3 separate regions of the Homo sapiens genome follow, and all the other regions are linked to region 1. A link is a loop called in an ENCODE intact Hi-C map of the cell type or tissue named here. Cell type or tissue: PC-3. All regions are shown on one strand. Each heading gives the region's core, and the rest is flanking DNA. Links, peaks and the distances in the headings are about the cores only.

Evidence for each region. A loop is a pair of places that touch in the nucleus more often than their neighbours do. Peaks named below come from ENCODE experiments on the same cell type or tissue, not always from the same donor. Only the 100,000 strongest peaks of a DNase experiment are listed, where the experiment ranks them.
Region 2: a loop joins it to region 1, with 4 times the contacts of the local background. A loop is called at or near these places in 9 of 110 quality-filtered maps.
Region 3: a loop joins it to region 1, with 10 times the contacts of the local background. A loop is called at or near these places in 4 of 110 quality-filtered maps.

The regions. Positions count from the first base shown.
Region 1 is chr14:43,500,451-43,505,942 of GRCh38, forward strand. No RefSeq gene overlaps it. Among named protein-coding and RNA genes, the nearest start is that of LINC02307, 880 kb to the right of the region's middle. In PC-3, for the core only: a CTCF peak has its summit at 3,269 (motif pointing right); no DNase peak of the experiment used is centred there; H3K27ac peaks cover 364 bases.
Region 2 is chr14:43,793,053-43,798,544 of GRCh38, forward strand. No RefSeq gene overlaps it. Among named protein-coding and RNA genes, the nearest start is that of LINC02307, 590 kb to the right of the region's middle. In PC-3, for the core only: a CTCF peak has its summit at 2,775 (motif pointing left); no DNase peak of the experiment used is centred there.
Region 3 is chr14:44,654,557-44,660,048 of GRCh38, forward strand. No RefSeq gene overlaps it. Among named protein-coding and RNA genes, the nearest start is that of LINC02302, 140 kb to the right of the region's middle. In PC-3, for the core only: a CTCF peak has its summit at 3,355 (motif pointing left); no DNase peak of the experiment used is centred there.

The sequences.
Region 1 (5,492 bases), core at 301-5,300:
AAAATTTTCAATATTCTTGTTTCTAGTCTTCTTCCTCTCTCTACTAATAGCATTATATTGAGCAAAACCCATGCAGGAAAATTTTGAACAAACACTTCATAAAGGGAGATACTCAAATGGCCAATAAGCACATGAAAAATTTGATCAATATCATTAGTTACCAGAGATGAAAAGCTAAAACCATAATGATTTAACATTACACACAACCTGAATGATAATTTTAAAATATTGACGACACTGAATTGTGTTTGTAGAGCAACTGAAACACTCACAAACTGCTGATAGAAGCATATATCTACTTTGAAAATCAGTTTGATACCTTCTTCAAACTATGATACATGAGTTTTATTTATCAAAGATAAATAAAAACATGACCACAGAAAGCCTTAGACAAAGAATTTTCATAGTAGCTTTATTTGTAGCAAGCAAAATCTGCAAATACCCAACAATAGCTATTCATCATCAGGGAAACTGATAAACTATGACATATTTATAAAATATAATTTTACTAAGGAACAGAAAGGAAGAAACTATTGATCTGTGTAAAAATACAGATGCCAGGATTTTGCTGAGAGTCATTTTGGTGAAAAATAGAACAAAATATACTGTCTGATTCTATTTATAAGAAGCTCTGGATTAGACAATAGAAATCTATGATGATAGGAAAAATATCTGAGAGCAGGAAGTATGGAAACTTGACTGGAAGCTGCATAAGGAAACAATAAAAATTCTACATTTTGATAAGGGTGTGATTATATGGCCTTATTAATTTTTTAAAACCCACTGAACTATAGAATTATCTATGTATTTTATCATATTTATATATCAATAAGATGAATTACTGAAAAAACCCGCAAGTCAGCAGCTTAAAATATACATCATTTTTAATTAAAATAAACAAATTGAACTACTATTAGATTCGGTTTGGGCTCTAAATTGATATTAATCCTTGGAGACTTTCTTGGCCATTATTAAATTGACTAGCATGGTTGTAACTATGAATTGTGAGTCCACATTGCTTTCTCATCCCTTATAGGTGGCATCACTTCTTCATCCCTTTTAAGAGCCATCATTTCTTAAAAGGAAGTCCTCCAATAAACAGGATAAGGGAGTAGACATTCTCCATGTTCACAAATACATCAGCACAAATCCAATTTCATTAACCTTATCCTTTTCTGTATTCAGAATGTTCAAGCAATTAAATATTGAAAATATTTATAAACGATGATTTATTTGAACGATTGCAATGACAGGGTTAGTTAGACAAGCTATGAGGTGTCATTTCTATTTAAAGCCTGTCCATGATGTTATAAGATTATGTACCCATCAGTCCACCAAGTTTTCTGTAGTATAATCAACAAGTAATTTATAATATATCTTATAATTTATTTTATCAGTGTATTTTATTTTTCTCCAACTTTATATGATAATTATATCATTCCCTTAAATATTATTTTATAACTATTAAACTTACATATCACCTAAAAGGGATAGAATGTTATAGACATCAGGTTATTCGGTAATTATTAAATGTGTCAGTTTAAATGTAAGTGGTTAGTTCATAAAAACATACATATGTAGCAGTCTGATTACTGAGAGATATAATTATTATATTTTATATACGTGTAGGAAATGTTAATCCAGAAAGTGTGGTTTTTAAAATGATACCTGGGAGCCAAGAACTGGGTTTTAGATTTTGTTATATGGAAGATAAACTTAAAGATGAAAATCTGCTATATTTCAAGTGATGCATAAGGCCACTTCCAAATTGCAAATTAAAAATGGCATCAGAAAGCAACTCCCTGAAGCAAAATGATCTGAAATCCATGATAGCAAAAGTAACAGGTTTCTTCTGTCTGTCAGTAAATTCATAACAAAGGCATGGGAAGGCAAACTAATCACAGCAGAGCTAAACTACAGGATAATTTGTTCTTACAGGAACTTGATTTAACATTTTACCATTTTCCAAAGAGCATGATTCAGAATGGTCATATTTCAAGTTCTAGGAGAGTCCATGAGGTATCTTTATCTCTTAACACATACAATGATATACATTCTTTCTTTGTCATTATTATTTTTGTTTCTAGCTAGAAATATAGTGTTTGTATCTAAAAGCTTCTATCAGTCCACAACATGTAAAGTAAAACTCTTACTTTTATCTGCTCTTAAGGTATTCCTGTTGGCAGTTGTAGTTTAACGTATGTTTCTAGTTTGTACTGGGAATTTTTAATAAAACATAAAATGATATTTCATACACATAAAATACATATGTATGTATGCTGATACAAGTACACATTAATATGTATATTTCAAAATATGTGTTGATTTGTACACTGAGGAGGGACCTATTTTTGTCTCTGCATGAAAAACATAATGATGTGCTTAAGGATTGTGGAAGAGGAGACTGGAGAGGAGCGGAGGGGAGGGGAGGGGAGAGGAGAGGAGGAGAGGAGAGGAGAGGAGAGGAGATTATTTATGAAGAGCCAAGATGCCTTCCTACAGGGCAAGAACAAAAACCTCATTACCTTTCTCCTGAAATTTGCATCTATTTAAACACCTGAGGGTCAACCGCAAAGCTCAGTAGAAAAAATGAGTCCCCTGACATAAAATCAAGATATAAAGATAAAAGAAATAAAACCCACGGACTTGTTCCTAAGAGACAGGCTAACAGTTGTGACTATAAATTTATATCTACAATGTGGTTGACACTGGAATCTAGCAGAGTCAAACCTTCCTGTGAGAATTTAGACTTAAATGTCATCTAGTTTGAAATGTAAGCCCAGGTTTTGTATAAAAGATTCTAGGCTGATCCTACCACTATATGGGTGGTAGGAAGAATTTTTTTCTTAAATTTTGCACTTTGAAACACTGTAAAGGTACTAAACATTTACAGTTGGAAAAAACTCAAACTCAAAATTTGAGTTGTTTTCCAAGCTCAAAGGTGGGACTAAGAGTGACTGATTTTGTGGATAAGACTCAGAATTCAGTTGTCTTCATGAATCATGATAGGAAGGGGAAAACCAGGAGGATAGGACAACATTATAGGATAAGTGAGACTGTGAATCAAGATGTGTAATTCTAGTTAAAAACAAAAACAAACAAAACCAACACAAAACCTGCAAACAAAAAAGCAAAAAAAAATGTGACTATCTTTTGGAGTGCAAACTGGCATAGTAGGATACATAATACTGATAAATTAACAGAAGCTTCCTAAATTCCTGAAGTATATATGCAATGCATATAATCTATCTTATCCAACAGGTGGCTCCAAAGACTCATTTGACTTTTCTTGTAATGCAAAAAAATCTGAGTATGGAGCATTGTAAACTTTAATATACTTGACAACCAAGCCCTGAGTTTAATAAAGGGCATGAGATAACCAAATAAAGAAAAGCTTCCTTTCTGGAATCAGATGCTGTTACTGGAGTGTGAGTGGCAATAATAATTATCACTAGTCAGCTGAAATCACAGAAGTTTATGTTCCACAATAATGCAAAATAAAGAAGAAGTTAAAGATGAGTTTTAAAAGTTAACCTCAAAGTCACTGGAGATGAATAAGCTGTTACACTTAATTAAAAAAAAAAAAAAAAACCCTTGCCATAAAGTGCCTATGTTCCTTTAGCTACATGATATGTGTGTTAATTAATAATCAAAGTTCAGCCTGAAGGAAATTTGGTACAGTAATTTGTTAAAGTAAAAGTGAATTTGAAATGTGCTATCAATTCTAATTGAGTTATAAAAAAAAATCCCCAGGAAGAAGATTTTTTTTAAATAGTTTTAAGTTAAAACAAAAAAAACTTTCAAAAAGGAAGTAACACTGACTGGGGAATAGTTTTATGAAACATATTCTAGAACTTTAGTTTTCTAAGATATTGTGATCAACATAAAACGATGTTTTTCAGGAAAATCATTATCAGTTAATGGCAGATAATGGCATAATGTAGGCTAAAATCAGGTGAAGAGTGATAGCATCAGGATTTACTCATCTGAACGGTTTCTCTTTCCCTCAAGGGTCAGATAAATTGGACTAACTTCTGAAACACAGTATTATCTGAAATGCTATCAGCAGTTACCTTTGTATAGATAATTCAACTGCATAAGAATTATTTTGTACTTATACTGTGTTCAGGATTATCTCAAGTGATATAATGAGGAGTAAAAAAAGTATACAATTTTGTCCATTCAAGAAGATTATATTCTTCTTGAGAAAAAGCAGCGTGCAAATATAAAGCCAGTAGCTAATGATAGAAAAATATGTCATGTTTCTAAATTGTTGGTTCAAATTGTTAGAGTAGGTTACAGTATTTGCTGCTCTCATTGTCAATAAGTAAGACAGACGTTGGTCTGAAAAAATGGAAATTATTCAAATGCTAGAAGAGTAGGGCATATGAGAAATAGTGGATAAAAACATTCATCACAAAGAAGAAAATGAATAAATTATGTAAAATAATTCCCCTGGCCTGATGAACTTCTTTCACTGGGAAAAATGAGAATGCACTTTTGAAAGGGAATTTTTTAAATTCTTTAAAAGCCAATTTCAGCAGCTTCTCCAATAGAGTAGCTTCTGAAAAAGTACATGGCCATAAAATAGGAGTAATTTAGGTATTTTCAACCTGTCTGGATATTACTTTAAAGCTAAAGATTCTGTATAGCTAGGTACCCTAATGAACCTTGTAATAATGAACCTATTCCTCTTTCTGTGCAATCCCTTCCCACATCAAATAGGGTTGACCTATATAACAAATAGAGCATTGCAAAAATGACAATGTGTGATTCTGAGACCAGGTAATCCAAGGCATTGTGGCTACTTTATGCTCTAAGGAATCACTCTCTGTGGGATATCATGAGGATACTCAAGCAGTCTTTTGGAAAGGCCCGTGTAATGTGAAAATGTCACTGTGTGTCAAGAGCCAGCAAGGAACTGGGCCTTCCTCTTAGCTATTTGTGAAAACCTTCTAGAGAATGGTTCTACAGTCTAGTCCAGACCTCAATTGACTGCAGCTCCAGTTGACATCTGTGCTACATCCTTATGAAAGAACCTGAGATAGAATCACCCAGCTAAGTCATTTCCAAGTACCGTACCCTCAGAAATTATGAAATAGTAAATGTGTAATTGTTTAAGTTGCTAGTTGTGGGTAATTTGTTATGCAGCAGTAGATAACAAATACAAAAGCCTTACTCTTAAGTAGTAGTGGTAAATGAATGCAAAAAGAAAATAAGAAACTTCCAACACTCTATGTTTAGTCTACTAAATATTCTAAATGCTTTCTGACAATCAAATAATTTTTCCTTATTAAAATATTGATTCTAAAGCCTGATGAATTTAGACATGTGAATACACATGTTAATTATACATCTTCTCTAATTAATACAAATATTTCCCCTGTATAGGTTCAATTAGGAGATTAAATATGGAGTTATTAAGAATTATCTATCATCAAAATTAAAGATGTCAATGAGCCATTATCAGTATGATCAGCATATTCCAAGAG
Region 2 (5,492 bases), core at 324-5,323, 290 kb after region 1:
TTTGGCCATTTCTGTATATTTTGAGTAGAGAAAAAGTGAAGAGAAAGAAGTGCTGTTTTTGCTTCTGAAAGTAGCCAGTGACTAATTCTTATGTCTCTCTGTTGTGTGTGCGTTGTAGCGATGCTCCTGTGTTCATTGCATCCCTCAAGCCTTTGTTGATACTTGTTACTTGGGATAGGAGGCGACTCTGCCAAAAATATTTCTCAAAATAGCTTGCATATTTGACATACATGAGAAAACTTTTATAAGCAAGTGAAAACAAACTTTGAAGTCCTGAGATGCTAGATACTTCTATAAAAAGTAATTCTTCATATTTAAAGTTAAATTTCCAAAGCGATTTGTTCATGCATTTTCATATTGCTTATTGTAAATTATATTGTTAAATTAACAAACAGCCAAGCATAAAACTTAAACAAAGAAGTATACCTCTAAGACTTAATGGATAGGGCACATTTACATTAGTTCTTTGTTAGAGTCTGTCTATTGCTTAGTGTTGACCCTCTGCCCATGGCAAACACCACGGAGTAGACTATTTCAGCACCAGGAATGACTTTGTGATATCTCTCTCTATCAGCTTTGGCAATATGTTAAGAGGCTAAAAAGGATCTGAGAAAAAAGTTTAGAAGTTGCAGCCCCTGGCAAAATTCATTAAAAGGCATGGCACAGAAGTTGAAAAGCTCATCATAGAACTACAGTCAGCATTAACACTGCAGGGCTCCAGTACTTTCCCAGAAAATGCGACACCTCCAGGCATTCTTTGATTTTAGATTGCCAGCCAAAGCAAAGCACCAAAAGCCAGAAAGAGCAAGAAAAATTGATCTTCTGTCAGCAACCAAAACGACCTATAATCTTGTTCTACTTGAAAATTGTTAGTAAGTTGCAAAAAGGCTTGGGAAAAAGGAATTTGGTGGAAACTTCTTTCCTGAAATTCTTCCAAGATCCTAATTGTTCATCAAATATCCAAGAAATATGTACCCAGGGATGCTTAGGAAAAATATTAACAAATTATACTTAATGTTTACAGTGGAAGAGATACTAAACCAAGCACTTTAAGGGCATAACTCTATTTAATTCTCACACCAACTCCACAAGGTAGGTACTACTATTTCTCAAATTTTACAAATGTTTGAATTGAAGTGAAATGAAGTTAAGTGACTAGCTCAAGAGTATATAGTAGACTATAGAGGTGGGACTCAAGATGCAATACACTTCCTTCCTAACTACTGTAAAATACTGCCTCAAAATAACATAGAAATAAAACAATCCAAACCTTTATGTCTCCTATGCCAATGAGAGGCTACTCTTCAAATATTTCCTAGAATGATTGTCTATGAAAAAATTAAGTAAGCATTGAAAGAGATTGTTAGACAACAAAACAATAATTTATATTCAATTCCCTTTGCTCAAGAATATCATTAAATCTTTTATATTCTCAATAATCAAATAATTTTTCCATGAATTGTTTATTATTATCCCTTTTCATTTTTCTTCATATATATAAAATAGGCCTTTTCTATTGTTACTCTATTTTCCCTCAAACAGAGAATCCTGGAAAACAGTTCTATTTCTTCTGTATTTTAGAATGAATATAGACTCATTAGGAAATCTTATACTTGTATGTGTGCATACCTATATATTTTTATTTTAGATTCAGGGGGTACATGTGCAGGTTTGCTACATGGATATATTGTATAATGGTGGGGTTTGGGCTTCTAGTGTATCCTTCATCTGAATACTGAACATTGTACACAATAAGTAATTTTCTAACATTCACCTCCCTCTTAACCTCTGCACATTTGGAGTACCCAGTGTCTATTATTTTCTTCTTTATGTTCATATGTACTCATTGTTTAGCTCTCACCTATAAATGAGAATATGCAGTATTTGACTTGCTGTTTCTTATTTTACTCAAGATAATGGCCTCTGGCTTCTTCTATGTTGCTGCAAAGGACATGATATTCATTTTTATGGCTGTATAATATTCCATGGTGTATATGTACCACAATTCTTTTATTCACTCATCCATTGATGGACTGTTAGGTTTATTCTATGACTTTGCTATTGTGAATAATGTGTGATACACATAAAAGTTCAGGTGTCTTTTCTGGCAAAATAATTTCTTTTTTATTGAGTAGATACCCAGTAGTGGGATTGTCGGGTTAAATCGTAGTTCTACTTTTAGTTATTTGAGAAATCTTCATACTCTTTTTCATAGAAAACACTGTATATTTACTAAGCATAACATTGTCTGACCACAGTGCCAAGTAAGGAATCCATTTTTCCCTGCCAGAAGCTTCATAATTCTTCTAAAAGGTAGTAGTAGTTCAATAAAATAGGGACATATTATTCTAAAGTGCTACCGGGAGACAAATGTAAATATTGCACTGGGTAGTCATGCTCAATCAAATGAGCCAGAGCCAAAAAAAAATTATGACACCTCACCTTGGGCTAGGATTTGTAAGAAAATATACAGATATAAAATATATCTATGGAATAATTATTTTCTTATTCATTTCCATTTTTATTTGAGTATTTTACTAATAATAGTCAAAGAATTAACTCATTGTTTGAACTGAATTTTACATGTGTGTTTTACCAGAGTCATTTTTATTATGTAAATTATTTTCTTTTTAAAAAATGTCAGTAATTTAGCCTGTCTCCCTTTGCAAATCTATTTCAAATTTATCAAGGATTTAGAATTCAAAGGAAAAAGTATGTAGGTCATTGCTAAGCCCATTAACAGCAGCATTATCTTGCCACCAAGTGGTAGTTTCTGAATTGCACTGCAGGAGTTTGTGGTATTTTCAAGAGTATATCTTTTATACCATATTTAGTATTTGCTAAAAATCATCAAACCCATTATGAATGTGAAAATAATGGATAATATATGCCTTTCCCAAAGTATTCATATTTGAGAGGTGTTTATAATAAAAAGACTTGGTATTTGTGCTTCCTAATTTCTGGATTGATTCAAACTCCATCAGGTTTCACAGTGTTCAAGATAAACCCAAAATGATTAAGTGTAAATATTCTAAAAGCTTTGTTTAGGACTTTGAATTTTAAGACATGATATCATTTGCTCTCCTTTAATCTTTGCTAAAGGTTGAATTCTGTTAACTAAAAAGATATCTGCAATGATGTAATTAGTTAAGATGAAGTCATATTGGAAGAGGGTGGTCTTCTTATCTAATACAATTAGAGAAGACAGGTATTTGGACACAGACTCACAGAGGGAAGATGATGTGCAGACACATAGGGAGAAGATAGCCATATGAGGGTGGAGGCAGAGATTAGACTAATGCATATACAAGCTGACATCAAGGATTGCCAGCAAATACCAGAAGCTAGAAGCAGCAGAAAAAAGGAGATTCTTCTTTACAGGGTGCAGAGGGCCATGATGACACCTTCGTTTCAGACTTCTAGCCTCCAGACCTGTAATACAATAAATTTCTTTTGTTTTAAACCACTCAGTTTGTGGTAGCTTGTTATGACAGCGCCAGAAAACTAAAATAATTTTCCTTTCAAACTTAAAGTGTTTCTGCTAGATCACTAGTTAGACACTGATGTTGAGAAGACTAAGATTTATGGAACATTTAGACCTATTTGGGCTCCCCCAAAGAGAACCGCCTTTACTAAATTGTTAGTTTATTCCCTGTTACCTGAAGACAAAAATCAACATAGATTCAGAATGTAAATGTCAGGATGGAGCTGAAAGTAAACAAATAAGAATAATAACAGTAAAACAATTGGAGGGACCATCTGTGTTAGCTACTTGGCTTTATCCAAAGGAAAAAATAAAATTTTTCTGTTTTTATTACAAGAGGTAGTTTCGCAATTTATGGCAAGTGGCCACCGCTCAAAGTTAGGCTCCTATACTCACACAGAGACTGAGAGGCGGGTATTACCTTCCTCAATGGTTACATTCCAAATATATGTTTCCTAGGTCCCAAACAAAGACAGTCTTGAGTTTATAAGCTAGTAAGCCTTTTAAAATTATTTACATCTTAAAGTCAGAGAAAGAATTTGCAATTGCAAGCTTATTAACATGAATGCTCTGAGAAAAGGGAGGGGTGAGTCCTCTGGGGTTAGGCTATCTGAATTCTGTAAGGGCTAGGGTGAATGGAAGATCAGGGGCCTATGGGCAGGGGCAGAAAGAAGCCTCTCTAAAGGTTAGTCAAGCTGAGGGAAAGGTTACGGCCCTCTTGGTCAGCCTTTCCCATTAGTTATTTTCAAACCTGATAGAAGGCCTTGGGTAGCATTCTCAAGATCTTCTCCCTCAGTCCAACCTAAAGCCTGTTCTTTTAATCTCCTGAATGGTTGCACTTCAAACTATCCTAGGATTCTCTATCATATGTAAAACTCTTATGCTCTGGCATGGACAACAGCCTCTTCATTCATCCTTCTCATCACTGTAAACATTTTAGAATTTAAGCCTGATTTTGTGATTCCGCTGCTTAGTCTTTCACTAATGCATCATTGTCAAAGGTCAAAAAAAAAAAAAAAATCAACCTTTGAGAAACTTCACTAACTTGGCTAATTGGAAAAGTTTTCCCCACTTCTTGCAAGACGAACGCCATCACCTGTGCAAGAAGAAAACAATTAGGTAGAGACTGACCTGAGAGAATATCACATCTTTTTAATCAAAGCTCAGCTGATAACTAGCTTTGTGACATTGAGCAAGTCACAGAATCTATGGTAAAACAACTAATCAATTAAAATTAAATTAGAGAAGATATCTCCTATTTTCCAGTCCATAGCTTATTTTGGCAAACGGGGCTTGGAAGCACAAATGTTTTCTTCTTTGGTCTTTTGTTTTTGATTAAATTTATCTCCTGCAGGTAGAGGATGTTACAGCACAAGGGAGATTTTTATATAATAATTTCAGGGACTTTATTTCCTTTTTTAAAAAGATTTTTGGGGAAAAAATAAAAGATTCACAAGGTTTTTCCCTTAGGTAGCTTTTCTTGGGTTCTAATTACCTATGCCATTAAAGGTGTTATTTTTATTATTGCCTGTGGGTATTTGTTTGAGAAATTTGATAATAAAATAGAGAAAACAGTAAAGTTTACAACCTTCACTTGTTAATACATTGACCCCGAAAGAACTCTTAGCTCTCTTGGGTAAATTTATTTTAAACTTGTTAATATCGACTTAATATAGCATTTCTCCAGAAATTATTTTAAAATATGTTGGCATAAGTATTTGTCCTTAAGAAGAGTATGTAACGAAGGCAAAATAGTCCTAAAAACTAACTCTGCAGCATATTACTTAGTAAAAAAACATCAAAATTATACATCTATTAGGAGCTCAATTTTATAATCCAATTAAAATAAAATGAAATTTGAAATTTAGAATGCATAAGGACCCTATATGTGTCCCATATTGTGATCGCATAGAACCCTGTCAAAACATTTTTAAATCATTACCAATTATAAATTACAGATGTCTCAGCAATTGTTTAACAAGGAAAATAGCAATTATTTCAATCCTCA
Region 3 (5,492 bases), core at 324-5,323, 1.2 Mb after region 1:
TATTTCTTAAAAACACTATCAGTTTTTATAATTATATGCCAACAATAGTGTCACAAAATCAGACTATGAATATATGCTTGATTACTATCCAATTCAGCACGGAAATCACTCACATCATTAAGAAATGAGTGTAGTTATGACAAAATGTTGGTTGATAATTTTGTTTACATTAAGGAATAAGATGAAAGTGAAATAAGCCATGTGCTAGAAATTCACTCATTCATCAATAAAGTGAGTGACTTCTTTGCTAAATTAGATAACAGTTTGTAAATACTGGCAGAAATTTCTTCATGTTTTTTATGCTATTCGCAATATCATTGCCACAGACAGGACACACTTTTAAGTTTATTCAGCATTTAACATTTTCTCCATCATTTCTAAAATGTAGGCAATCAACAAAACATTAAATCAAGCCCTGATTTGCACCATTTGCTGATTGCTGTAGTATAAAGACTCCCACCTGGCCGATTTCAAGCTACCAACATGAAGTCTCTGAGGGCCAAGTTTGAAAGAGATGCAAAGAAGTATCTCTTTCACCAGACAATTGATATATAACCTCAAGAGCAGAGATAATAGTTAAAAGTGATAAAGGAATTAGGAAGTAATAAGTTTTGAATGTTGAGTTATTTTATATTAATATAAATTAATTGTTTTATATATTTTAATTTTTTAATAATGATTGTGTTGGCCGGGGGTGGTGGCTCATGCCTGTAACCCCAGCACTTTGGGAGGCCGAGGCGGGTGGATCACCTGAGGTCGGGAGTTCGAGACCAGCCTGACCAACAAGGAGAAACCCCGTCTCTACTAAAAATACGAAATTAGCCAGGCGTGGTGGCGTGTGCCTGTAATCCCAGCTACTTGGGAGGCTGAGGGAGGAGAATCGCTTGAACCCAGGAGGCAGAGGTTGCTGTGAACTGAGATCGCACCATTGCACTCCAGCCTGGGCAACAAGAGCAAAACGATGTTTCAAAAAATAAATAAATAAATATAATGATTGTGTTTAACAACTACTTCACAAAATTTCTGAAAATCTTACATTTGACTCAAGCCAATTAGCACCACTTAGAGCCATTGTTATATGTTTGCTTGCAAATATTCAGATGGGAAGAGGCAAGGCAAAATAGATAAGTTAGCCAATGTTATGGGAGGAGGTTAGGAGAGGAAGAGTATGTGGAATAAAAATGTAGAAAAAACTGTTCTTACCTGTTTGCAACCTTAACTCCCAGAGATTACCATTTCAATTTTGTAATAGGAACTCACCAGGAGGATCCTCCACAGAAGAATGGAAATCAACCAATGGATAGTGGACCTTTGTCTCTGGCCATGGCACCATCTCTAAAAGCAATGGTCCAGTGGTTTTCAATCCTGATGCCCATAAGAATCACCTATGTTGTTGTTGTTGTTGTTGTTGTTTTTAATACAGGCATCAGGGCCACCTAAACCAGAATTTCCTATGGTGAGTCCACTTTCCAATCTACTTTGAAATTTTAACCCAGAATGTTCACTGTTAATAGCATCTATTTGGCTTAAGTTCATATTGGTGAGAGTCAATTTCTAAAAGCTCACCCTGAAACTAGGTAACTACTCATGTCAATTTCAACAAGTATATAAAATAATTAATTTCTGTGTTTAAATGGGAAATTATATGCAATGTGTTCTTTTTAGAATCAGCTATAATAAAAAGAGACATTTCATTTATAAAATTTCTTACAATTTTTTTCTAATAACCAGTCATAAATTCCCCATGAGTGAAAAGTTTATGTTCACAATATTCTGTTGCCTTTCTGTATTTTCAAAATTGAAAGATGAAGAAGAAACAAACTTTGATCTGACTGACATTATGATGACAGGAACAGAGAGAGACATTTTTAGGACATATTTTCAAAACTGTGCACATGAAATGACATTTTAAGTTTGGGAAATCATATTACTTTAAATGGGATTTACATGGTTACATTCCAAACTACTTTGAAATTTTAACCTAGAATGTTCACTTTTGACGGTGTCTATTTGACTTAAGCTTATGCTGGATAACTTAAAAGTTGCCATTTTAACACTCAAGTATTTCAAAATTTTGAAATAACTATCTAACATTTGTAAGTTTCTGATCAACTTTAACAATAAATAATTAGCAAGCTAGGTAAAAATTATTTTAAAAGTAAAATTCAAAACTATCTCCAAAAAATGTTTATGTAATCAAAACAGTGTAAAAGCAAGATTTAAAAGGATTGCAATTCTGAACATGAATTTAGAAATATTAGTAATCACCTTATGTTCTAATGCTTAGCATTACAACAAAAGCATCATATCAGGCCATTTATTTTCACTGCTTAAATTGCTAACTTTGAATGTTGTCACATTTTAACCATTTTCCTAGATGACGCTCTCTAATTTGGAGGTCAGCATTCTCATAACATATAAGCAGTTTTGCCAAAACCCCTCCCTGAGTCTCTATTTTTTCCATTTACATTTGTCTTCTCCTCCACCTCCACACCTCATAATAGTAGTGTCAGTATTGGTAACAGTGTTCCCAAAAGTATGAATCATTTTGCATGATAATCACTTAAAGTTAGTAGCACAACTGCAAGCCAATCTATGGACCAGTTTAGGGTTCAATTATCCATGTGTCCCTAAATTAAAACCAAATTTTACAGATTAATTCACTGCCATGGTATAGGTAGAAAACTGTGGGTACAAACCATAAAATGCCTCTATCCACAGTGCTAGCTTTCCAATTCATTTCATCTTTGTTCATTTTTTTCCATGTTTATTGCTGACAAACTCTGCCAGTGTATATATTAGTCAGATACCACCTAATGTTCTTTGGCACTTATTACATTTCCCATTAAGCTAAAATCCTAAAATAGCTTTTTAAATACTGAATTTGTATCTCTGCCAATATGAAATTGTGAAACCTTCCTTATCCATTTATTGCATCAAATACTTGATTTCCCCAGATGCTAAATCATTAATCTTGTCTGGATGTATTTCAAGATCAAAGCTCCCATTTTAATAAATTTACATGACAACCAAAAATAAATCTTCAGAGGCCCATCTTTCTGGCTCATGACCTGTCTTAAATCCTCTACCTGAAGCTGATACCTATACTACTTCCAGATTTGGAAACAAAGAACATATTTAGGAGATTACATTTAGACAGAAGCAGCAAGAAATCTTCCTTTTATACATTTTTCTCCTTTCCAAGCACACGCAATAAATTTATACCTCTGCAGGTTAACAGAAAACATGGATGTTATTATACATACTGCTTTGTTCCCTCTGGCTGTCTTCAAAATATCTAAGACCAGGGCCTCAAAGAATTTTCTGTAACAGAACTTTGCTGCCACCAACTGAACACATTCACCCAATGCAAGTAGGTTTTGTTTTTTGGTTTGGGGTTTTTTTTCACAAATTAGTGCTGAAAAAGGAGATGAAGGGAAGACACATATTCTCTTGGCCCACATCCCAAACTCCAGCCATAACTCCATCTTTAATCAGTAATACCACGTGAGCATTGAAAGAGAGCTGAGAATTCATATCTTGACATTAGCAATGGCAGCCCTCCCTTTGCAACTCTAAACCACTTCATATTAATAGAAAACTCCTCCTTTATTTGTAAGCAAAGGGCATCTGTTTTATTCATACAAACAAGCATAAATCAAAGAGTTTGTGCCAGGAGTGAGTGGCATGTCATGAAATGGTAATGTTGACCTGGCCATTGAGCTGGGCTAAGTGAAAGTCTTTTGAATCAATAATGGTTACCAGGTCAGAAAAGCAAACTCCTCTAATCTCATTCCCACCGGTGAATTCTTGAAAAAAAATTCAAAGTAGTCTTCACAGGTGGCCCTAATTTCTTGTTCGGAAGCCAAATCCACTTTGATCTTTTAAAGGGGTAAGAGACTATTTAGTCAGTTTGTCCTAGACCTTTGCAACACATTAGAATCACCTGGTAAAATACAAAGTTCAAGGCCCCTCCTCAGAACTCCCAATTAGAGCCTCTCAGAAGGGAATTTGGGCAACAGCATATTTTTTAGTCCACAGGAAATCCTGAAATACAGCCAGAGTTGAAGAGCACTAGCTTAGGCCTATTCTCTCATTTCCTAAATGGGGGAACAGGTTCAGAAGAGTAAAAGCAGTCAACAAAAATATATGCACACACCCTTAAGGAAAACCTTGAGGAGGCCTAGAACATTGGGTTTGGAGAGTGTGATGCCTGGCTTCACTAGGGAGGCTTATCCAAAAGGAAGCACATCCTAACATGTTGATCTTTGCCAAATTCCTTTGGTCTCTTGAACAATTCAACATAAGCAAGATAAAAATGCTTTAACGGTTAAAAAAAAAAAACACAGTCTTTGGAAGATAATAAGAAAAATAACCTCACTTTATTTTCATTTCATACCTGTCCCATTTAGCTTGAAATTTTTGCCCTCTTGAACCTTATGAGTGCTGAAAATATATTTACTGTGAGTCAAATATGATCTAATTTGTTAATTCCCATGACCCTGATATTTTCCTTTAACATAGCCGAAACATGGAATGTTTGAAGTAAAATTAATGTACATTTAAAGTTTTTCATTTATTCGACTTAATGTTTCTAATATATAGAAGGAAAAATTTAATACATGGTATGCTGATTTTTTTTCTACAGTTTTCTGGTTTTCTTACCTCTGTCTTTGGAAGATTCATTTTAGATTACTTCTAGTGCCTTATGAAGAAGGTCTACCCACCATCACTACCCAAGAAAGCAAGTTAATGCTTTATGTTTCTCCTACTTCTTGGACCTTCCCAACTCTACCAGCCCCTACCCCAACCAATCACAGCCCTAGCTCACCCAGTAGTAATTTTGCTTCAAGTCAAACCCTGATTCACCTGCCTTTTTGCTTAGTAGTGTCTTTAACCTGCTCTCCTAGTGAGCACTCAAGAATCTTTGACATTAAATGGGTACTGCACCCCTACCTGATTGAAATGGCTTTGACCTTGACAAAAAAAGCTGATTTCACCCAATAGGGCTTCCTATTTTTGGAAATTCAATTCACACTGACTTATCAGGGGTGAGGGGGAGAAAAGCAAGCAAGACAGAGGTTGGTGGTGGAAGTAACTTGAGTCCAAGACGGAGACTTATAGCTCTATACATGGCAAGACACCCACTGGAAATCTGTTGGGATGAAGAAATGGTACACCTTCTGGGAGTAGTTAGCCCAAAGTAATAAAGTGGTCAGGCAAACAAGTTTCTTTCAGCTACAAAGCATCAGTAGTTGGAACAGAATAGGGGCACAAGCAAGACTGCTTTGGTACCCATGTGGGAAAGTGTAAAGCTAAAAACAAGAGCATGTTTTCTTCCTGCTTGTTAACAATACAGAATGGAATTGGGAAGTCTGAGGACACTGGAGAAAACAAATATGATTTTGACCCTTAAAAGACCTCAGAATATAAATGAAAGACAGGGAAATCCAATGAATATGGTTACCCAAATGCCAGAGGACAGATCACAA